Regions from separate parts of the Homo sapiens genome. Here region 1 is linked to region 2. The links are chromatin loops, found by intact Hi-C in ENCODE. Cell type or tissue: PC-9. All regions are shown on one strand. Links, peaks and the distances in the headings refer to the core of each region. The heading gives the core; the rest is flanking DNA. Region 1 overlaps CCSER1 (coiled-coil serine rich protein 1). Region 2 has its middle 28 kb from the start of CCSER1.

Evidence for each region. A loop is a pair of places that touch in the nucleus more often than their neighbours do. Peaks named below come from ENCODE experiments on the same cell type or tissue, not always from the same donor. Only the 100,000 strongest peaks of a DNase experiment are listed, where the experiment ranks them.
Region 1: a loop joins it to region 2, with 28 times the contacts of the local background. A loop is called at or near these places in 1 of 110 quality-filtered maps.

Annotation. Positions count from the first base shown.
Region 1 is chr4:90,177,002-90,189,447 of GRCh38, forward strand. All of the region lies in intron 1 of CCSER1 (coiled-coil serine rich protein 1), which reads left to right. Among named protein-coding and RNA genes, the nearest start is that of CCSER1, 56 kb to the left of the region's middle. RefSeq lists an enhancer at 7,550-8,053. In PC-9, for the core only: no CTCF peak of the experiment used is centred there; a DNase peak (open chromatin) is centred at 7,800.
Region 2 is chr4:90,093,626-90,106,071 of GRCh38, forward strand. No RefSeq gene overlaps it. Among named protein-coding and RNA genes, the nearest start is that of CCSER1, 28 kb to the right of the region's middle. In PC-9, for the core only: no CTCF peak of the experiment used is centred there; no DNase peak of the experiment used is centred there.

The DNA.
Region 1 (12,446 bases), core at 3,063-11,062, 84 kb after region 2:
TGGTCCTTGAAGCAATGAATCAGAGCTAAAGTGACAGACTTTACCAGCAGCATATTAAAAAATGCCCTCTTGTAAAATTTACCATGATTATTTTCAGACAAACTGTGCATCCAGGACACATGGATGATGACAAGATCATGAACATTATCTCTGAATATGAAAGGCATGATGTGCGCAACTATCAAAGTGCAGTTCATTTTAGAATAAGTGGTATTTTCATGTAGTTGCAGGGCAAGACAGGAAAAAATAGTTTATAAAGGGAATGAAGTTGTGGATCTCTGACAGCTGATCTTTTCAATCTATGTGAAAATACCAGTTGTAGCAGCAATGGCAACAAAAACTACTGATTTCTCTTTTTATTTGAAAGATTCCTTAGACACTTTAAGCGGTTTTACCATAGGATAAATGGACTATGCTTTCTGCTTCATCTTCAGGTCTCCAATTAGGGGTGGGTTGCCCCTGTTTGAGGAGTCAGTATGTGGGGAATACTATTGATGGCGTACACTTAGAGACTGACCTTCTGAATACCTTGTAGGTCTTATCAAAGTAGTCACTGAAATTCATCCATTTTATAATTTTTCTTATGTTTCTTTTTGCATGAACCTCCTCAAGTCATCACCCACTGCCCCAGAAAAAATCACTCTGATGTTGGAGGCTAAATTCATCATTGCATTTGTAAGCCTAGAATCAAGGGAGTTATTACTGCTTTTCTTCACAAGACTAGCTCTTTCATATGCGTTTTCCGTGTATACAAAATGCCTAAACCATTTAAGCAGTATCTCATAGCAAGTGACAAAATATGTTCTGTTTGAAGCACGATGCACAGCTCTGGTTGTTTTGGGCCTGCTTTATTTACATGTTCAGAGTAAGCCTGGCAAATACAGGTTGAATGTCCCTAATCTGAAATCCAAAGTGCTCCAAAATCCAAAATTTTGAGTGCCCACATGATACTCAGAGAAGTATTTCAGATTTTGGATTTTCAGATGCTCAACCAGAAAGTATATTGGAAATATTCAAAAATCCGAAATCCAAAACATTTCTGGTCTCAAGCATTTTGGATAAGGGATACACAACCTAGGCATTGCATTGATTGCCTAAATGGAAATCTGGAGCTATTAAAATTTTTGGAATGCATTAGTTTACTTTGAAAGTAAAAATTGTTGTAGTGTGCTCAAGCCTAAACTGCAGCAAATTAATATAATCAAATGAATTTAGAGCATAAACAAAGTATTCCTAGGATTTTTCAGAGTTGGAATTTCATGGTTGCTTTTGGCTTTAAAATGAAGCTTATTGAAATTATAGTAAAAATACAGTAACAGGGAAAAATTTAACAGTTTTGGTAAATGGAAACAATTTGTCTCTGATATAATTTTTTTTTCTATTTCTGTTACTCTCTCCCATTTTTAGGGCAGTATTTTAACCACATACTTTTATATTGGCTTTTTTTTGAAAGATCAAATATTTGATGTTAATTTTTGTTTGAAGTTGTGAAGGCTTTGCTGGAAAACTCGAAGTTCCAAATGTGACATTTATTATATTATTATGTGCCCTTACTAGGGAAAATTGAATATAAATAAGTGTTAATGAGCGTGCTGGTTGTCTTATAAGGAATAATTCATTAGAATTCGGTATATGAGAAAAGCAGGTGGGGAGATGATAAACCATACCACATGAATATGCTGGACTTTTGAAATGACAACAATAGTAAGGGAACAATAGTACATTCTTGAAAGATAATTGTAATTCTTTCAAGGCTCATGAACTGATCATTTTGCTCCTAAGGCGAGAAGTTTGTGGTGATTAAATTATGGACATATAAAGCATGTTCATATTTTTCAATAAAATTCTATATGATATGCTCCGCAAATGTGGAATTGTTTTGGTGGATGAATAAATATTAATCTTTGGAAGTGGCTAAATAAACATTGAATGTCCAAGGTGATTTTTTTCACCATTTATCCTAAAGGAGAAACTTACGCATACATATATGCACAAAAACACACACCATACATCCTCAGGGAGATTGTTTTTTGGTTTCTGGAGATCATCAGACTTCTGGTGATGCTGGTGTAGGAAGTGATTCTAGTTAGTTTTATATAGCTGTTGCTTTATATTGTAAATAAAATAGTACTCTGGGACACTGGAGGAACAATTAGATCAAGTAAAATCAGTTTTCTTTGGTCGAAGAAAATAATTGAGTGAAAGCTCTTGATATTGTGTGTTTAAGAAGGAAAATGTAAAGTTAAAGAAGAAGAAAATGGATATAGCCCAGAGATAACCTAAGGATAGGATATGGAATACATAGGTAATATGGCAGGAATGGAGAGTTATCTAACTGCATGTCCTCATGTCTCCAACATGTGCAAGATATTTTCCGAAGTATAATTTTTTTTTAATTTATTTTTTAGAGACAGGGTCTCACTCTCTGTAGCCTAGGCTGGAGTGCAGTGGTATAATCCTAGCTCACCTCAAACTCCTGGGATCCTCCTGCCTCAGTCTCTAGAGTAGCTATAGGATTATAGTTGTGCACCACCATGCCCAGCTAATTTGAAAATAAATTTTGTACAGAGAGGGTCTTGCTGTTTTGCCCAGGCTGGTCTCAAACTTCTGGCCTCAAGAGATCCTCTCAATTTGGCCTCCCAAAGCCTTGGGATTACAGGCGTGAGCCATCACTAAAAATATTTTAACAGTTTCCTCGAGTGGTTCTAGTTGTGGATGTCCAGTAACTTAACTTGTTTTTACACAATCTGATGCTTTTATTAGAAAGTATTTCCTGAATGCTTAACATAATTTCCCTTTACTCAATTAAACTGTACCATTTCTAGCTGGTGTAATTACAAACATACTTAAGAACCTTTCATGGTTTTGTTTCTATGCGGATTTGGAACTTTCATGGTTTTGTGCCTATGGCCTCTTTAAAAAATATAGGACATATCTAAAATGAATAAGCAATAAGTAAGGAAAGTTGAAGCACTCCTAATGTATGATAGGACAGAAAAGACAAAGATTAAAAAATAGACTAAATTTTCTTATGGCTATAAACCTTTTTCCTATAAACGTATTTGATTTTGTAAAACAGGGAAGTTGTTGGAGTTTGATGTATGTATTGCTTATGTAGTTATATATATATATATATATATAAATTATATTTTGCTTTTGTTATGTTTAGTGGAGAAACGATAACTAAAGATAATTTTTAGGCATTTTTTAAGACTTCTAACTGCAGACAGTTTTTTAGAGTTGGAACAAACTTTCTGAAGTATCATAAAGCAACTCTTGAAATTAAGAGTAAAGAGATAATTGATGGCCAGATGCGGTGCCTCACGCCCATAATCCCAGCACTTTGGGATGCCAAGGTGCGTGGAGTGCTAGAGGTCAGGAGTTCGAGACCAGACTGGCCAACATGGTGAAACCGCGTCTCTACTAAAAATACAAAAATTAGCCAGGCCTGGTGGCAGGCACCCATGGTCCCAGCTACTCGGGAGGCTGAGGCAGGAGAATCGCTTGAACCTGGGAAGCAGAGGTTGTAGTGAGCTAAGATTTTACCACTGCACTCCAGCCTGGGTGACAGAGCAAGACTCTGTCTCAAAAAAAAAAAATTTGTTTATCTCCTGTCTAAAACTCTTCCCTCTGTGACTTCATTATTATGGATGAGCCACCTTCTTAAAAATCCTATTTTGAATCACAGAATTAGCATATTCTCTCAGTCATCTACCCTCTCACCATCTTATGAATAAGTATCACTCCTGTTAAGGCTTGAAAAACTGAGACAGGGAATACCTGTATATAGATATTCAGTAAATATTTCATGGCTTCGACAACAAATAACACTTCAAAATGAACATCATAATGTAAAAGGCATGTTGTTGCTAAGACTATAGGTTGAGTACTAGACTATACGAGTTTGAATAATTGCTCTACTGTTTACTAGCTAGATATGCTTATGCAAGTTATTTAGACTCTTTCTGTCTCAATTTCTTTATATATATATATAATGAGCATAACAGTAATCTTTACTTCATGTGTTGTTGTGAAGGTCAAATGAGCTGATACATTCAAAACATTTAGAAAACTTCCTGGTGCAATAGAAAAACTACCTGTTTGGGTACTGTGCCCATTACTTGGGTTACAAAATGATCTGTACACCAAACCAGTGGCACACACAATTTACCCATGGAGCAAACCTGTGCATGTACCCCCTGCAACTAAAATAGAAATTGGAAGAAAAAAAAGGAATTTCCTTGTACAAAGTAAGCATTTGATAATAATCAGCTAGTGGTCATAGTAATTTTAATTCATATAAAATGTCAGTTTTGTTGTCAAGGGAAAAATTTTCACAATATGATATACAAAAGTTAATGCAAAAGTAATGAACTTTTGGTACATGCTACAACATGGATGGACTTGACATGCGAATGGAAGTAAGCCAGACAAAAAGGCATCAGTATTTCTCATCTCCCTTTTTGCTTTTACTTCCCATTTGCAACCCATCTCAAGAGAGGACAATGGAAGGAAAGGGGTAAAAATAATATTTAAGAAAGAAACAGGAGAAAAAGTAAAAGAAAAAGCAAAATAGTGAGACAGAGGAACAGTTGCAGGGGTCGTTAATATGCATTTTCCATGGTTCCAAGAGGCTCCTCAATTTTATTTTCCCTGATTGAAACTTCAAAGAACAACTTTTTGATTAAAAAATTAAATTTCCCAGTAATTGCCAGCCTGAACAAGATGTGAATTGGCAGACCCAGTGGTAGCTTCTAGATTTACTGACAAAAGAAATATTCTGGGCTGGTAGAGCAGACACTCAGCTGGTGAGTCAGCTGACTGAGGTGCCTTTATCTGTCTTTCTCTACTTTGCCCAGTCCTCTGAGAGTGTGAGACAGCCACAGCCCATAAAAGAAGTCATTTGGTAAACATCTAAGGGTTGGATTTAGAAAAAATGGAGGATGGTTTGGGTCATAGGATTTGGGATACAGTAAGAGGTCATAAAGGCAATAACTGGTTAGTTGTACGTAGAGGCTGTGGGCACAGTTAATTTGTGTGGAGGAAAAGAAGAATGATTTGATGCTCAGATGTTTTTGAGAAAAAGGTTTTTATATTAATGTTGGAAAAAACCCTAAAGATAACTTTAATTATGTACTACAAATAAATTGTTTTTAACTTTATATTTTTTCTTAAATTTAGGGTGAAATTGAATTGCTTTTGTCTAATTATTATGAAATATGACTTCTTATACTTTGGAAAATAAGAGTTATGGTTTTGAAACACTAGAATACAGTTGTTTTTGATTTGACTCATTTTATTTGACCTAAAAAATAGAAATTAGGTTATGTATGATTATGATGAATGGAATTTTCTAGGAAGCAAAATTGGTTCAATCAGAGCAATTATTGTTTTTCATTGTTGTTAGCCCAGAAGCAGTAGGACCAGTCTTTGTGTTATTCTTTACCGATGTCTCTCTAGATATTATAGTCAATTTGCTTTATTCAGTGGTGAAGGAAGCATTACAGGATATGTTGTTATATTATCAGAGAGTTACATGTGGATAATGGTAACAGCCACAGTGTCTGAGGCTAATTTTTCAGGAAAAGAATTGACTAATTATTAAAGCTTTTCTTATTTAGGCAATTGCAGATAATTTTGTATCATTGAATAATTTTTAGTAAAAGTAGTTCCCCTCTATTTTGGAAAGGAAAATTTAAGGAAACAATAGAAGCTCAGAGGAAAGATTGACTTTTGAAAAAGTAAATATTACACCTAACACTTTGATGAAATGTACACCTAACTAATACCTTTATCCAGAAGGAAAATTGCATTTGTCTCTGACACTTGAATGGAAGAACAGTTTAAAAAATGGTTTAATAAAGGGTATTACCTTTATTTTTTTACTGATATTTGCTTTAATAAAATTATATTTAATTAAATTATATTAGATTTTAAATTGTTTTTGAAATGAAGGACATCCATTTGTAATTACACACAAAAATATTTTTTATTTTCTCTTTTATCTCAGTTTTATCTCCTCAATTTTCTCAATTGGTATAATGGTATAAGGAGAAACATAAATTATGATTTTTCTGTAATTATTCTGAAATAGAAAACTTCTGAAAAATTGGTAGACCTTGAGGAAATATTTAAATGATGCCATCTAAAGATGATGCTGAGTAAAATATTCATTATTCTTTATAAACAAAATTACAGAGTAGATGAAATTTGTCTTAATTCCCTTGTTAGCTTTCCTCCCATTCATATAATTCCTATCACCCTATGACCTCCAAACACACACACACACAACCCTGTATCCGGTTTTAACCATCTTGCAGGGGTAATAACTAATTCCTTACTACCAGTGAAACCTGATAAAGGTTTAGGTACAAAGTCTATAATGGTTTATTTGCATTTTATAAAAGGAGAAGGGTGGGGAGGTTGGCAGATGAGATTGGAATCATAACAACTTAGTGAAGTTACCTCTGGGTGGAGTCCTTTTGATATTGCTTACTTTCCCTACGAAGGGCTATCAGTGCTGCTCTCCCACAGTGCACACACACATGCATGCACACACACACTCGTGCAAGAATGCATGTGATAGTGGAACAAATAATGAACAATGAACTATGTTATAATAACTCTGAAAAGGTACTCACTCAGCTATAGTCTGACTTGAGCTTTTTCTCTGACTAGATTTTTTACCTCAAAGGCAGTTGTACAGACAACACTAGTAATCATTGTAAATTAAATTCTTTCTATTGTCACAATCTGGCAGTGTTAAGGACAATTTCAGTTCACTGCAGAAAATATATTTGAAGGATATTTTCCCAAATATTTGAGTGAACTTCCTTTTTAGAGTAATTATTTGTTAATTTGAGAAGTTTCATTTAGATTTTATCTATACAATAAGTTGTCAGCTAAAGGTGGACAAATAAATAAATAATACCATAAAATTTTAGATGTATGTTGCTTGTGCCCCCCTCTACAAAGAGAAAACAGTATTATGAGAAATATCATAAAGCATATCAAAATGGAAATATCTCCCCAGTGACTGCTGTGTGCTTGAAGTATCTAGCACTAGTCTAGAAATAGCACCTAGGGGAGGAGATTCTGTTAAATTGTGAATATATGTCTTGAAACCTGTAAGACATTTTGCCATGGCTCGAAAGTGACAAGTTTGTGCCTAGTTTATTATTACATTAGTTGATTGTCATGTTACAGAGTAGACAACACAATACTGAGGTAAAAAGAAATAGACAAGAAGGCTCTCATTTGAAGCAAAACACAGTACTGGCCAATCCCATAGCATCTTGATCTGTCAGCAGCCCCTGTTGGGAGTTGGCAGAAAGATTTGCACCAAAGAGTAAGTTTCTAAGTGACACCAAAATGTTCGGTGGGGATGGCTGAAGATCTGACTGACTTCTTAAAATTTTTCTTTAGAGAGTTGTACCTAGGTGTCCATTAAAAAATATTGCTGGAGCATGGAGGGTAGGGAAGCTGATAGTAGAACCTCAGACAAATGATATTTTGAAGAGACAGTGCAACAGACTGAACATGTAGCAGTATTTTATTGAAAGGTTTTATTAATCGAATAAAAATGAGAGCATGCTACATTTTAAACATACAACTCAAATTAACTGCTAGAAAAGTGAAAACTTGGTGCAATTGTTCTGAACTTAACCAGGTAAAGTGTTTGCTCAGCCTGCAGATGGTGTGAAACACTTGGCATAGTTTCTGGACTCCTGGGGTGAGAAGTGTGAACTCTGAAACAAGGAATGGCAATGTGGTGATGATCTTAGTGGAGACAATGTGAGGGCAGAGAGGGGAGAACAGGAAATGCAACTTTCCATACCTAAAGGAATAGTGTGCTTTACCTGCCAGCCTGAAATGACAGTGACTGCTGCAGTTCTAGATTTTCTACATAGTTGGATACAAAAGAAAGGAACAATTCCTGCCTCTGTGCCAAAACTTCCATATTCCTTAGGGTTTTGACAAGAATTTGGATTACCTTGACCTAGGGAATAGGAGTGAGGATAATCACCATCCGTCTCTAGCCCATGTGAGGACAGTATTCCCATCAGTGTCACTCGCTGTTGTATCTGAGAGTCAGCAGTATTGAGTGAAGGAACGACCTGAAGAGAGCATGAGAAGGTACATTCACACCTTCACAATATGTGCGGATTAGGGATCTACAATCTTTGGTGAGGAGAAACTGCTTTTTATTTCCCTGGACCTTTATTTCAACCTGCATTCATTCAACAGATGCCTTCTGAGGACCTCCTACATATTATTGACTGATTTGTTTCTCTGGCAGCCTACTATTATAGAGATAAAAGTTGTCATCACTCATGGGAGGTAAAAGAATGAACATGGCCTCCTCCCTAGTTGAGTACTTGAAAGGCAGACATGAGAAACATGATTAAATGAATAATTTTTAAATGTTGATTTTCAATATTGATCTTTGAAAAAGAAGTCAAATGTACAATATGGATACGTGATGAACAGAGGAGTAAGTCTGCCTTGTGATTAGGGAAAGCATCTCATTTGAGACCTAAAGAAGGTACCAGTGCTGATAATAAAGTAATAAGGAGGAAGTGCTGACATAAAACATATGCCACTGTTATCTGTATGCCCTTCCATTCTGAAAGACAAGAGGGATGGAGATGAATAATGTCCCCAGTCCTCAAGCAAAATATTAGTCTTGTTTAATGGATTATACTTGAATACAGTATATAAATCTCTCTACTGAAAATGTCTACAATGAAATGATTTTGACAATTGAATATGTAATTAAATTTAAAATATTTATCTGTGCTTTCTACAACAATTTCAAGGAAGTGAGGCATTATTATCAATGGAAGATATTTTGTTTTCACAAAGGATTACTACATCCCTCATTAGAGACCAATCTAACACAGATAACATGGTACTTTTTTGATGGCAGGTGTTCAGTGCGTTCACTGAATTGAATTGCAATTCATATTGTGCCACATTAGGTTCCTCACAATTAAGCATTTTCATGTTGAGTTACAAAATTGCCTACTTTCAGGGAATAATGTATTCAACAGCTCTCAACTATCTTGCATTGTCTAGGAGTGGAACAGAACAATAAATCTTGGATCTTGATCACCAAGAAATAATCTGGTTAGGATGCTGTCTTTGGGCAGTTCTACTTTAGATATGAGGCAGCCAAAGAGTTAAGAGACTTGCTCTAGGTCCCAGGCACATTACATATTTTTATGTGTCCCTTCTCTCATAAAATAAAAGTGCTTACTGCCACCCTCAAGAGATATGTGTCAGGTTCTTATACTCCTGTGGGATAAGGTTAAATCATTTCAATAGGTCTTGCAGGAAATCAGTGGCACAGCTGTTTATAAAACCTAAGATGTTTAACCCTGGGTGACTTTTTGAACCCTGCTCTTAGTATCAAAAGCAAATACTGTGATTCATTTTCATCTACATCAGTGTCTGTCTGAAGCCTTAAAGAGAGAAAAGGTGTCACTGATCATAACATATGAATTAGAAACCATAAATGAGTAAACTGCTTCTCAGTACAGAGAACAAAGTACTTATCATTTACCAATATGATGATATTGTATAACGAAATGTATACTTACAACTATCATTAGGAAATCCCCATTTTAAATATTCCTTGAGGCCTTAATAGAAATGTGATTTCTTAACAGGTACCTCCTTTAGCCTATGAATCTCTAATTTGTCTTTAGGTTAGAATATAGGTAAAAACTGTAAAGTGTACCTTTTTCCTTTTCTATTTTTTTGTTTGTTTTTTGCTCCTCTCTTTCTCTGTGCTTTGTGTCCATAAACTGTCACTTTGCTGCCTGTGATTTCCTGGTTTTTCCCCCCCATGGTGTAGTGTAACCAAGGCCTCTTTTGTGTTGCACCCTAATAAAGTGTACAAGTTGAGCATCTACCCTTTCTTGGTATCTTTTTCTGCATCGTTTTTCCCTTTCATCTTTGCTGTGATAATCTGATAAATTAATATTCTTTACAGTTTTAATGACTGCTAATAGATTAATGCATCTTAATGACTGTTAATGGCTTAATGTGCTGCACCTCCTGGGTAAAATGTTTGCATTTTAAAAGGGCTTTTTAGAATCCTAACCTTATTTAAAGACATGACTCTGTGAGTATCCAAAACCTGTTGACAAATCACTTAGGAGAAATACCATGTTAGATTTTTTTTTCACATTTTAACATCTCTGAGAACAAGAATGCATTCTTAAAATTGGTGTGATTAAAAAACACTGCATCATAGATTGGAGGCATTTTTTATTTCATTCTTAGTGATGCATAAAATAATCATATGTCTTAAAATCAATGACATTGTAGATTTGATAAAATACAGTAGCTATTTTTTTTTTTTTTTTTTGGCCACCGTTGAAATCATACCTTGTGGTAGATGGTAATTACCTCCCTTATCGGATTTCACTCACACACACACACAAACTCAATTCTGTATCCACTAAACACTCATAAACATATCCTGGCACCATCGAACCATGACATTCTCTAATTGGCTGCTGTGGAAGCTACAATTAAAATTTTAGGGTTTTTTTGAGCCACAGCGAAGAATGCTTTCTAAACTTGGCTTAAGACATTTGTAAGAAATCTGCACTGGAAATGACATTCTATTTATAACATCTATTTGCTATTTTAAAAAATGTCATTTATAATACTTTGGTTCCTCTTATTCTGTCTCACTTTGCTTTGAGGGAGAGAATGATAAATATGAGTAAACACCACAGATGAATATAGTGTCTTGAAGGACTGGTGATATTTTTAAAGATGAAAAGGCTTTGTATCTGTAATTACTGATCATGTGATACACAATTTCAAATAAAAGAGTTAATTTCGTCCTTTCTTTTTGGAAGACATTAGAAACAGTTGCAGAAGAAAAAGCAAGCTCATCAACAACAAAAAAACAGTCAGAAAATTGGCTAAAATTCAGCTCTTTGTGCTCTTGAGACTGAAAACCATGGCTGAAAGAAAGCTTTTCAATTTCCTACCACGTATATTCATTGCCTCCTTTTAGATTGGTTTACTTTTTTGAAGCAGTTAAGTAGTAGTATTTCTTGGCAAAAGAAACGTGTTTAAACAATTCTTTAAATTCTGTTACTTATTCTTCCCACTTTCCACTCTTCTCCATTGCTCATCCCATACCACCAACTTCACATTCCTGCTTGGGTTATGAGGTATGGGCACTAATGTATATTCCTCTAGGGTATCTTTTAATTTTATTTTTATTTAAGTTCAACATTGAGATAGTGGAGTTAAAGGATTTTTTAAAAAAATATATAGTAGCAGTCATATCTTCACTGTTTTATTATCAGTATATATTTTTCAGTATTCTTTGTGAATAAGACTTTAATGTAGCTTCTATCATTGTAGTCTTATATTAAGAAGTCTTCCAAGAGTTTAAAAGTAGGGTTGAATTTTGCAGAGCCACTACTTAGAAGATTACCAAATAAATGCTGAAATGTGAAAATATCAAAACCAATTATTTTCTGGACTTCTTAGTATGTATACCAATTACATACTAAGTCTTACATACTAAGTTTTACATACTAAATTTACATACTAAGTTTTAGTACAACTAGAAACTATAGTTTTGTGAAATGTTAATATTACTCCATTAGCTCCTTCTTAATATCTTATCCTGAGAAATGCCATGTGACTTAGCAGGCGCATCTAGAATAATGAATTAAACCATCCAGCTCTGAGTCAGATGCTAATTAGAGAAAGGACTCCTCCCAAAAAATAAATATGAACATTTTCAACCATATTTGCATATTTATCCTGGATTAGTATATTTCATATTAACACTCTTCAAAGAGAAGTGACCTGAGTGAATAAGAATTAGGATAGGAGACTATTACTATGGGAATAGAAAAAAATCTGATGAACCTGATTAAGCATTGGTAACTAATGGCAAGAGAAGTTTGCTACACACAATAAAGAGGACTTGAGGGGTGTAGATATGAAAAAATGTAGTTTCTTTATATTTTTGCCTAGGGCTAGCCCAGGGGCTTTAGAAATGGATGGCTATACTGTGGCTGACAGCAGGGTTGCAAAAATTAAGGTCATTTTTATGTACAGGTCTGTATTTTTTAAACTCTTTGACTGCGTTTTCATGTAAAACTTAAGTCCTTTAGCTGCCATGTTGTCACGAGAAGGAAGGAAGTATGTATTTAGAAGGTACTCATAGAAGCCCGTCAGACCAAGGATCTGTGAAATATGGTTTTGTCAAGAAAGGCACCTCTGAGTCTATTACAAGTACAATACAATGTGGTCTGTAATGAATCCCCAACCCTAGAGAGTTCTAAATATAGAATAGATAGTCAGGTCTTTGGATGGTTTAAGCATTAAACTGCCTAAAGGAAAGGATCTCCTCAGATGACCTCTCAGTGCCCCTTGCAGCTCTGTAATTCCAAGTCTGAGAC
Region 2 (12,446 bases), core at 2,646-10,645:
CTTAAACAGAATACACAAGTCACCCATCTGTTATAGATGAATGACCTTCGTATTTACATACCCAAAATTACCTGCTTCTAAAGCCATCTGGATAGTGTTACAATGTCCTTGTTTGACAGAATTTGTATTAAGAGGGCTAGAAGCCACCAATGAACAAAGCAAATCAGTTCAAATGGGAGATAGCAGGAAGGAACGTAGATTCATACATTCTTAGCAAAAAATTAGAGCACATAACAAAGATTAATGCTTCAACAAGAAAGAAAAATATGACTGTTGTAACAAAACATAATAAAGGTAAATATCTGTGCGAACAGTAGACGCAGGCAGTGATGTAGAAAGGATGGGATTTGGATGGCAGGGGAAGCTGATGCACCATATGTATATATATATTTATTTATTTATAAAGCATCAATTCAGTCTACATGCATAACTTGATAGCACAAAAGAAAATGTTTTATGTTATTCCCTCTTTGGATCCTTGAATGTATGTGATTTAGTAAAGAAAATTAGATTAACAGCAGATGTATGGGAATCTCCTTTATTATTTCTTTCTGCAACCTTATTGAGGGATGCCCCTTAGATAAAGAGAAAACTACTTCATTTAACACATTCTTACTTTAAAAATATTTTCCTCATCTTCCATCAATTAATAGAACCCTAGATGTCAATCTATTTCAGCTTAATGCGGCTTTCTTCAGACACATCCGGGAATTCACTAAAGTAATAAGTAGGTTTTTCCTGAAAGCACCAACTACCAGACATATTTCTCCTACAAGGTTTTTAATTGAGAGACTGTTTTTTCCAGGCACCTTTACATGGTTGTAGGTTTTATTTTATTCAAAATGACATCTAGTTCCTGTCATAATCTGAATTGTGGCAGGGCAGAGTAGGAGATGAGTGATATATATGAGGAGGGTGATTATTCATAATTGCTACGTTTGAAGACTAGAATAAAGAAATGATTTTTCTAGTACTAAAAAAATGACACTTTTCTAAATGAAAGTGATTTTATATTTTGAAGTTGTTTCCTCTATATAAATATGATTTTCTGGTGGTTCATGAAATTTTAGTTTCTATAGTACTTCTGAAATTCAGGTAGACTACAGAGTATCAACTTGATTCCCATCCTCTGCTCCCCACACACATACACAAAAATGACAGAAACCGAATAAATATAAAAGGAGAAAATGATAGCTTAAGTAAAAACCAGTAATATTTAAGCAAAACAATGAAAATTTCCCATGAAATATCTTCATATTTGATGCAAAAATATAAAAAATCACTCGCATATACATGCTAAAAAGAGTTAAGTGCAGTTAAGTACGCCGACACACATATTGTTCCATTTTCCTGATCTGTGTCATCTCTGGGCCTGGAAAATAGCTCCAATATTAACTGTACATGTGCTTCAAGCAATGTGCTGATTATGTAGGGGGATTGAACTAAACCAAGGGGTTTATCAAAATGGTGGAACAAATTACTTCAACATTGCCATTATCTGAGGAAGCAGGACAGGGGTTAATCTCTTGCACTGATGACTAACATTCAGCCGTGCAGGCATCAAATAACTCTGCACAGTATTGTTAAAGGTCTTTCTGGCTCAAAGGCACATTTGTTCTGAAAGGGTTTACATTTGTTTGGTTGAGGGTAGAGGGTTTGATTGTTGACCAGGTTGAGGTCACAGACTACAATTAGGTATTTAGAAGGAATGCACATCTTGATTTCATTATCCAGAAGGTGTAACAAACAAATGTTAAAAAGGCATAAAGACCTGCAGACAGAGACACCTAGCCTGACTCCAGCCCTTACTATTTATGTGTTTTCCCTCATTTGCTCATTTTAAAAACTCTTTGGACTACTTCAGGAAGTCGAATCAAGCTTTACTCAATTACAGTCTTTTCCTCTTTGCGCACGCTAGCCAGAGTGGTGGTTGTGCCAGGGTGTGGGTTAAGTCTTTCTTTCTGGAATCTTTGGAAGTCATCCCAATGTATTTGTCAGCTGCCAGTTTGCGGCCCTTTATCTAACGATGGGGTGGTCACAACTGATTCTCATGGCACACGTGAAATCTATGATAAACTGGAAAATCATGTAGTGTCTTGGAAAACAGATGAAATTTTCAAAGGCGTTTGTCATTGTCTTGACATTGCCTTACATTTTAGTGTTTAGCATGGTACATTGTTTGTTGGTTAAAAAAAGAATATTTAACAATGCTTTTGCTCTTTTTGTGAAGTTCTTCAGGGGTATATTATATTCTATGACAGTTTTAAAGATAGCTATTTCACTGTTAATGGTTTTGCTCCTCTGGTGTTCTACACTTGAAATTTTCTTTATAAAGGAAATGTTCATATATATTAGACAGAAACACTCTTTAGGATTAATCTACTAAAAAGAAAAGTATTTCCTTCAAAAGGCCAGTCAGTAGTCTGGGGTATAGAAAATGTTACATTACTTACTCAATATTGAATATTTTATTCATATTGGCTTTGCAAAAAATAAATCCTTTGAGAAATTTTAGTTTCGGTATTTAAGATTCATGCTCATAAGACATTTCCTCCATATGTCAATGTAGGAACCACTTTTCTTTTTTGAAGATACATTTTAATATAGAAATGACAATGATATTGGAAAACACAGAAGGTCAAAATAAAAAGTATCTATATCAAGTATTTATTTATTTTCCATTAATTCAACCATATTTAAATGTCTACTGTATTAGAACTAACTGTATGTGTATGTGTGCATGTATATATATACACACATAAATATATGCATATATACACATATAGTTAGTTGTATATGTATATCATACATACACATATTTATTATAAAGTATTCGCACAGATGATTATGGCAGCTGAGAAGCCCTATGATCTATCTGTCCTCTGTAAGCTGGAGACCCAGGAAATACAGTGGTGTAGTTCAAAGCCCTGAGAGTCAGAGAGCTAAATGTTTAGATTTCAGTCTGAGTCTGAAAGCCTGAGAAACAAGAGCACCAAGGGCAGGAGAAGAGTGATGCCCTGGGTCGGCAGTCAGGCAGAGAGCAAATCCAGCCTTCCTTCAACGTCTTATCCTCTTCCAGCCCTCAAGGGTTTGGATGATGCCCATCCACATGGAGGAGGGCCATCTGCTTTACTCAGTCCACCAATTCAACTGCTAATCTATTTTGGAAACACCCTCACCGACACACTCAGAAATGATGTTTAACCAGCTATCTGGGCCTCCAATGGCCCAGTTAAGTCAACACATGACAATAACCAACACATTTACCAAGTTCCAGACACTGTTGTAGGTTTGGAATTTATAGCAGTGAAAAATAAATAAAAGAAAAAACAAAATCCTGAGATCCTTTCCCTTATGATGACACAACAAAAAGAAAGATAGGTACAATACAGAATCTGTTAGGTAGTGATAATGCCAAGAAAAAGTAAGAAGGCACATGGTAAGGAAAACACATGTGTATGGGAGAGGCTCTCCTAGAGTTTGTGGTGATTCAGACAGGGTGTAAAGGGAGTCCTCACCAAAATGCTCATGTCTGAGTAAGCACCTATCACACTCTGTTTGGTTTGCTATAACAGAATACCTGAGATTGGGTAATTTATAAACAAAAGAAATGTATTTCTCAAGGTTCTGGAGGCTGGGAAGTCCAAGATCAAGGGACCAGCAGGTACCATTGTTGGGTGAATGCTGCTCTCTACTTCCAAGATGGCTCCTTGACCCTGCCTCATCCAGAGAGGAGGAGCACTGTGCCTTCACATGGCAGAAGGCAGAAGGCCGAGTGAGTCAAATGCTGCATGAGGCCTCTTATAAGGGCCTAAATTGTTTTCCAAGGGAGAATTCCTTACGGCCTGCACACCTCAAAGGCCACACCTTTCAACATCATCACCTTGGCAACATCTGAATTTTGGAGGGCATACATTTAAATTATAGCAGCACCTGAAAGAGGTGAAGGAGAAAGGCACAGGATTTCTAGAGGAGGACTCTTCCAGAGAGAGGGACACTCCAAGGACAAATGCCCTGATGCAGGACCACACCTGACATCAGAGTTTCAGAGCAGAGTGAGCTAGGAGAAGAGGAGGAAAGTCAGGGTGGAAGAGGTTGTAGAAGTGAGAGGAGTCACCTATGTCAGACCTTGTGCATCATTAGGGAGTAATTGGAGAGTTTTGAGCAGAGGAGTGATATTCTTTGACCTATTTTTAACAGGATTCTCTGCATGCTTGGTTGTGAATAAACTGCCAAAGGCAGAGCAAAGAAACTAGTTAGGAGATTATTGCAATAATTAATAATATTTTTGGAAGATAAGATTTACACCCATAAAATTAGTAGAAAATAATGCAAAGAAAAATGTAATTATGCTGCCACATGATTCTCCTTTTAATCCTCTTAAAGGATGGCTCAACACTACCAAAGTTGTTTCATACTTTTCCTTCGTTCCCTAAGCCTGACATTTCTATCATACTGCACTGTATAGTGAACTGGAAAAAAATTGCCTCCAACTTTGTAAAAAATATTCTACCACTTTTTCCAGTAAAAATTTGTTGAGCATCAAATATGTTCCAGGCATAAGATTGTCACTAGAGATATAAAGATGAATAACAAATAGCTTTCTCTTCAAAATTCTCAAAGTCCCATAAGCAAAACAGAAACATAAAAAGATATACGTAGTACAATTTAGAAACACAATGCCAGAGATGTGCCCAGGGTATGTTGGAAGCACAAACTATATACAAAGTATGGAGTTACCTTTTATTCTAGAAAATTAGGAAAAATTTCAGGGTATTGTTTCTAGTAAACTTAATTCTCCTCAAACCCTTGTCTCCACATCCTTAAAACATAGAAAAGCTATATACCCAGTGTGATGGTTAATTTTAGTTGTCAACTTGACAGGATTAAGGAATACTTAGAGAACTGGTAGAGTGTTACTTCTGAGTGTGTGTGTGAGGGGATGTTTCCAGAGGGGATTGACATTTTTCTGCTTCCTGATGATATGATAGTCACAGTTTATTTTCAATATTACTCATGAAAATCTATGAAAGACTGGAAAATCAAGCAGTGTATTTGGAGAAAAGGAATAACATTTGCAACAGCAATCATAAGTAGAAAGTGTAAAGGGCTCACCTAAAAGAAGAAACAGTAGTAACATAGTTTTTTCTGGATTAGATGTAATAATTACCATAGGCATAATGAGTTTATTTTAGCATGGTGTTTGCCAGATACCTCACCTGATTCCGTTTTGATAATTGTAACCAATTGTGTTAGTTGGCTAACATCAACTGGGAAAACAGTAGTCTTAATTCCAAGCCACACAATTCTGAACATGACTTTATTTGGCTTTTTCCTTCTTATATCGATAACATTTAAATGACCTTTTCAAAGTACCTGCCACACATAGCAATTGCTCAGTAATGCACAAGGGTATGAAAAACATAATCAAATTATAGATGATACAAATAGCTAACAATTGCGCATTTTCCCTTCCAAATTTCTCACAGAAACTCTCAAGAAGAACACAAGAACAAAGTTTAAAATCATTGGGAACTAGGTATTCTATTCAAATTGTACGAGAATCCTGAAACTCAATAGCAGGAGTAAGCATGCAGCTAGAAAAGAGTTCCAGGCACTCCATGACAAGCCTCTATCTCAGGAACATTCAGGCATCAGCATCAGACATTCATTTCACAAATATTTATTGAACATTAACTGTGTTATAAGAACAAGCCAAACTATATCGTAAAGCAGAGAAAGCATAGTTCCTACTTAGTACTTAGAGGGGACATCTAACCATACTTAGAAGAATTAGAGAGATGCTTTTGGATATGATATGTGATGATTTGAAATAACATTAGGAGCTAGCCAGAAGGCTGTGGTCATGCTGTGTGTGTTTGTGTTTAGTGGTGTTTGTAATACAGTGTAGTATAGTCAGACAAGGGAATGGGGAAAGATGGCGAAGAGGTTTTAAGGCTGAGTGAACAGCATGTGCAAAGTTTGCAAATAAGGAAAGGACTGTAAGTAGTTTGTGGGATTATCAATAGGTTCATGTGGGCTGAGAGTAGAGTCCACTGGGGGAGTGTTACAGCCCAATGGGTTCTTCTTCCTGCTGCACAGATAAAGCCCCAATTCACTGAGACAGAGGGCTTGCAACACAAAAAGAGTTTAATTATCACAAGGCAGTTGAAGAAGGATGGGAGATTTTTCTCAAACTCGCCTTCCCCAAAGCATGGGGGCTAGGCTTTTTAGTATAAGTTGGCAGGCAGACGGCTAGGGAATGGGTGCTGCTAATTGGTTGAGGATGAAACCATAGGAGTGTCCAAACTGTCTCCATGTGCTGTAATACCCACCCAGTCAGTCTCTGGGTTGAGTCAGCTCCTTGGTATGAGTCACAGGTCCAGGTGGCATCCATTTGTCTACCCAAATGCAGAAGTATGAAAAATATCTCAAACACCAGTCTTAGGTTTTACAATAGTGATGATATATACAGGAGCAATTGCAGAAGTTACAAAAATCTTGTGACCTCCAGACACATGACTCCTGAGCAGTAAGCAAGCTAGGGAAAAATGGCTGGTTATCGTTTAGCTATGTTCACATCTTAGCAGAATTCAGGCCCTTCCCATAATCCTAAACTTGTGGCCTTTCATTAGTCTTACAGAGGTGGTTTCAGTCCCCAGAGGGGGTCTGTCTTGGGAAAGACTATTATCCTCACTTCAGTTAAGCTATAAACTAAATTCCTCCCATAGTTAGTTTGGCCTGTGCCCGGGAATGAGCAAGGACAGTTAACCTGTGAAATTAGAAGCAAGATGGAGTCAGTTAGGTTAGAATTCTCTCACTGTTACAATTTTTGCAAAGGTGGTTTCAAGAGTAATGAAGCTACAGTGATAATCAGAGGCCATGTATAAAGGCATTCTATGCCATCCTAAGAAGTTTGTGCTTTAGACTTTAACGGGAAGCATTTCAAAAGGTTTTAATCAGGGAATTATTATGATTAGGCTTACATTTCAGAAAAGTAAATTAGATTGGTATGAGAGACACTAGTTAGGAAGTTGTGGCAGAAATTTATGCTAGCAGTGATTGTGGCCTGAACTAAGGTAATTGCTATAGGAGCTCAAGGCAACAAATATATTAAAGAGATTTTAAATAAAAATATAATATTCAGGGAAAGTACATTAAAAAGATAATGATTGGCACTTGGCAATCAATTGAATATAGGATATCAAGAACAAAGATTCGCTTAAAATATCAGGGCTTTTGACTTGGGTAAACGAGTAGATTACATCAACTTTTCAAATCAGGAGTATATTTGGAGACTGAGTGCAAGTAATGACAAATCAACATTTCCAATATATTCAGTATGAAATGCCCAAAGGATGTTCAAGGAAAGACCTTCTCTGGTAAATTACATATATGTGTCTGGGGTGAAGAAATGGTGTGGAGTAAAAATTAAAATTATGGGAACAGATGAACTCATTCAGGATGCGCAGGAAATGTGATATGAGAAAAAGCTGATAACACCTTGAAAAACATTGAGGAATGTAGCAGAATAGGCACCTATTTTGAGACTGTGTCAGAGTAGCCAGAAAGGTAGACATAAACCAGATAATGACATAGAAACCAAGGATTTTAGAGAATGTATACTACAATCAAATCATGATTTACTGTGAATGAGTCAATACTTGTAAAGCACATAGAATAATGCCTGGCACATGGTAGGTTCTCTATAAATGGCATCAAATACTGCTGAGAAATTAAGTAAATGTAACTAAAATCTTCCTTTTAACATCACCAACCTGTCAATGCAAATGGAAACTGTCTTAGTCTGTTTGCGCTGATAAAGATTTTGTATTTTTTTGCAGACAGGGTTTTGCCATGTTGCCCAGGCTGATCTTGAACTCCTGGACACAAGGTAGGTATCAACCCGTCTCAGCCTCTCAAAGTTCCTGGATTACAGGTGTGAACCACCATGTCCACCATTAAATTGCTTCTTTATACATGAAATATATAATGATAAATTATTTTTAGCTTGCACTTAAAATTTGACACCCACAGAACAATTAATTTTTTATTTAAAAAGATTGAGGATTAAAAAAAGAGAATATCTCAAAAATATATGAAATTTTTACAAGAATAGACAAATGAAAATTCTGACATGGGTAAAAGTATGTTTAACACATCATGATCTATCAAAAATGGAGAGTATGTAGGTAGAAAAATAGATTAGGTAGATTTTTCAAAAAATAAAATTTACAAGTGGGGAGAGAGAGAGGAGAATAAAGGGAAAAATACAGGCTAAATTTCTTTGAATATATATATTTTTAATTTGATTTTGGAATCATGTAAGTATTATACATGGTTGTAAAAAATTAAGGAAAAGTGTAATAATCAAACATTATAACAGTGTATTTACTTGGTGACATAACCTCACAGAGGAGAACCACTCCAAGTGACTTTAAAACATAATAATTTTGTTGTTCTTACCTAATAGAATATTCTCTATGGAAAAAATGCAGCCCTCAAATAAGAAACTATTAAACTCTTTTCAGATATCATAAAAAAATTGAGGATGGAAATGCAAACTTGGATATTGTATATGATATATTAAAGGGGTGTTATATATGATATATTAAGGTCTTATGCATTTTTCTCAGTGCATCCATATTCTTCTAATATAAGGAAGATACTTATGAGTATCAAAAATTATGAAAACCATATTTGGAAAAATTACAAAGTCAACACAGACACATACCACACAAAAACTGATTTTTTCTCTTGCATTGTAGCTTGAAACTTCATTTATTATTTTAAGTGGGTTTTATAGAAAATGATTCCTTTTTACATTACTTACAATTCCTACAAGGATTCTTATTCAATTTAGATTTTTCTTTTAACTTGATAACAATACTCTCACTAGAAGTGATGAGAATTAATTTGAAAAACTATGAACTCTAGAAATTGAATAAATTATTCAAAAAACACTCATGCTTCAAAATTATGGCAGTGATAGGAGACTTGGGAAGAAAATGTGAGCCCAGAAGATTATAAAACATGCTCCCTTGTCCCCTGCTTCTGACTCAATGACAACCATTCCTGGAATAATGGCCGAGAAAGGAAGGCTCTCTAAGTCACGGAGCCTCACTTGATTTTGGAATCAAGTTGATTCTAAAATTTAATTCCCTGAATTTAAAAAACTATGAAATGTAATGATGTTCACAAATAGGAAATATAGTGCAGTGATTAAGAGAATAAACTTTAGAATCAGACAGACTTGTATTCAGTTCCATGTACTAGTTGTGGGCCTTGAGCAAATTATTTCAACTGTTTCCTCACCTATAAAATGAAAATATCATCAAAGATACTTCATGGATTTATGGTCCGAGTAAAGGAAACAATGCATGTAAATTACTTGCCATAGTGCTTGTCAAATAGAAAGCATTCAGTAAGTATTTTCTATTTTTATTATTATGTTAAGAATTGGTTACAGGAGTCTACAGATGGAGCAGGAATAAAAACTGTGCAGTGGATTCCTGAAACTATGTGGGATGAATGTATACACTTTGCTGTTTTTATTGACCTCATTTTCTAAATTGGGGAAATTTTGATGCTGAAACATAGGCTATGGATTTGGACACAAGAAAGTGGGTTAGCCACAGATTGAACTCAAGGATTATTCATACTCTTGGTTGTGGAAGGGCCTCTGTCTTTAGTAGTTAGATCTTTCCCTGTTAAAATAAGATACATTTTCCTTAGTTTTTATAAATGTGATCTTTGACTAACCTATTGAATACATGAAAAACAAGGTAACAAAATTTTTTTATGTAAAGGCAGTACTTCATAGTTATATGTACTATTTAGATAATTTATGCTAAGTTCAGAAATTTAACATACAAATAAAACAATGATCATATTGATTTAATATAATCTATAGTGGAAGTAAAATTAGTTTTACCTGGGAGAGATGTGAGGAACATATAATTGATGAAATGGACTTCTCTTTATGAACATCAATGAACTATAAATCAATATAATATCTTGTGTAGAGAAATGGAAAGGTCTGGTACGAACAATGTTATTTTCTTTCCAAATACTAGCCAATTAAACTGAAGTAAAAAAAGGCATGATATAAAATTTATATGATTTAATATGCCATATTCTATATTTTGACATCTCCAAATTTAGGTTTTCACAAATATGAATCCATATCTGTTTGCTAAGTACCTTAATTCATATAATTATACCTGTTCAGTAGTTCAGAAAGCTATATTCATGGACTGAAATTTAAAGGAGGAAAATAATAAATATATTTGTAATAGTTGTTGACAAAAATAATAAAAACATAGAAATAAACCTTACTTTCAGGTTTGGTCATGAATATTATGCATGGAAATCCCCAATATTGATGGCTAATCTTGCTTGGTAAAACATGTCTCAAAATTTTCACAAAGGGAGAGACCTGGGAGAATTCTGGTTTAGGAGTAAGGGCCTGGACCCTCCTCAGAATGGAATTCCTAGGAGGGGAGCAGGCCCAGTTGTTTCATTTCATCATGGAACCTGATGCGGGGAAGGTGTCATTCCTCTCTGGTGATGTAATTCTGGTGGCTGGAGGGCAAATATTGAGAAATATACCTTGAATCTACACATCGGTGCCTAGGTTGGAGCAAGGTACTTAAGTACTGAAGTTAACAGAGAACAGCAGTCAAACGAGAAGGAACATGGGAAGTAAAGAGCTCAGAGCAAGCAGAGTAGAGTGGTATGACTTTCATCTAGAGATGGAGTATAGATGCCAAGGTGGCTTTCTATCCATTCGCTGCAAAGGACATAAGCATGTCAGATCATATAGGAGCCAGACTGGAAGAGTTATGTAATCATTTCTTACTTAAGGAAAAACCCAAACACCTTATGAACTGTTATTTACTCAACTTCTCAAGCTATGCATTTATTTCACTCATTCCTTCACTTTTATTTATTCACTCACCGAATATATCAAGCTCCCACTAGGTGCATGTAACAGATCTTTCTGACCATCTTGAATGCCTTGAAGCACAAGTCTATTTGTTGTCTAGAAAAGCAGATTTTTTAAAAGCTTTTTCCAAGATGTTACAATTCCTGCAGTGTCAGTAAGGGAATTATATTTTCACAAAACTCCCAGAGTTTTCCTAAAAGACTGACTTCTTAGTAGGATTTAAGGAGGGCATCCCTGTAGATTGTCTGATCTCTGATATTCGTTAAAACAGAGAACCCAAGAGTAGCTTTAGAGAGTAAATATGATTCTGCACAAATCTAGGTCTCATTTTTATCAAAAGGTGATTTCTGGATTTTCATGATAGGACATAATACGAGACCAACAGAATACTAGAAAGCATGGGATTAGCAGTAAGGTCACTCTATGACTTTTAAACCATGAAACACATCAGTGTACAATAGTGGAAGAAGTATTACATGTTACAGGTGCTGTCAGGTTATAAGACCTCTGCAAAATCACTAACTCTGAATTCTCTGCTCCTTTGACCAACATACCTAATTTGTGAAGTGCTTAGATTAGATAAATGATCATAAATCAGTAGTCAAGGTTGTTGATGGGTTTTGTTTTTGTTTTTGTCGTTAGCTCCTATTTCCTTAAAATATGGCTCTTTTTTAGGGTTGATAGTTATAAGCCTTTTAGGAAAAAGCAAAGGGAAATAAAAAGGAAGTTGAAAGTAGCAAAATGGTAGAAACTGTGATACATTATATAAACATATAAAACTAGATGTCATGATAAAAAGTGATTAAAAAAGAGAACAAGAGAGAGCAAAGGAGACTCTGAAAACAATGATGATTTGATAGTGAATCGGCCTGGCAGTTAGAGATGGAGCTAGAAGAGAGATAAGGGAACTGATTGGGATCTGAAAAGCAGTTTTATCTGCTTTGAATTCTCTAATTTTTCCATTCAGTGTGCACTGGCTTTCAGTTTCGTGAAATTTGTTGAGTTTGGCAAATATTCCAAACAAGGATTGTCAGATACAGTATTCAAGGTCACCTTTCCCATACTCTATGCTGACTGCTGAAATTAGCTGGAATGCTGATAATAGAATAGCATTTTCCAGGATTGATGGAGCCTCTACAATTATCATTTTTTCTAACAAAGCCCTAGTTTGCTGATGTTCAAACCAGTGAAAAAAAGGGGCTGCCTTTAAATTTATCATTTTCTAATTTAAAGGAAGATTGTGTCATTGAATGGAAAAGTAGGTTTTCTTTGTCTTTTTCATCTTAAAAAGATATATATTTAGCTTAATTCCCTAATCTTTACACCATGCATACACCATTCAGAAATGAAATCACTAAACAATTAAAAGAGCTTCATTGTTTCTTTGCCATTAACACTTATTAAACTAGAAAAAATACAGAAACACTGTACTTGGGATCTAGTGTTAGTAAATTCTTCATAATAAATATTTGGTTGTTAATTACATAATTAGCCTAGT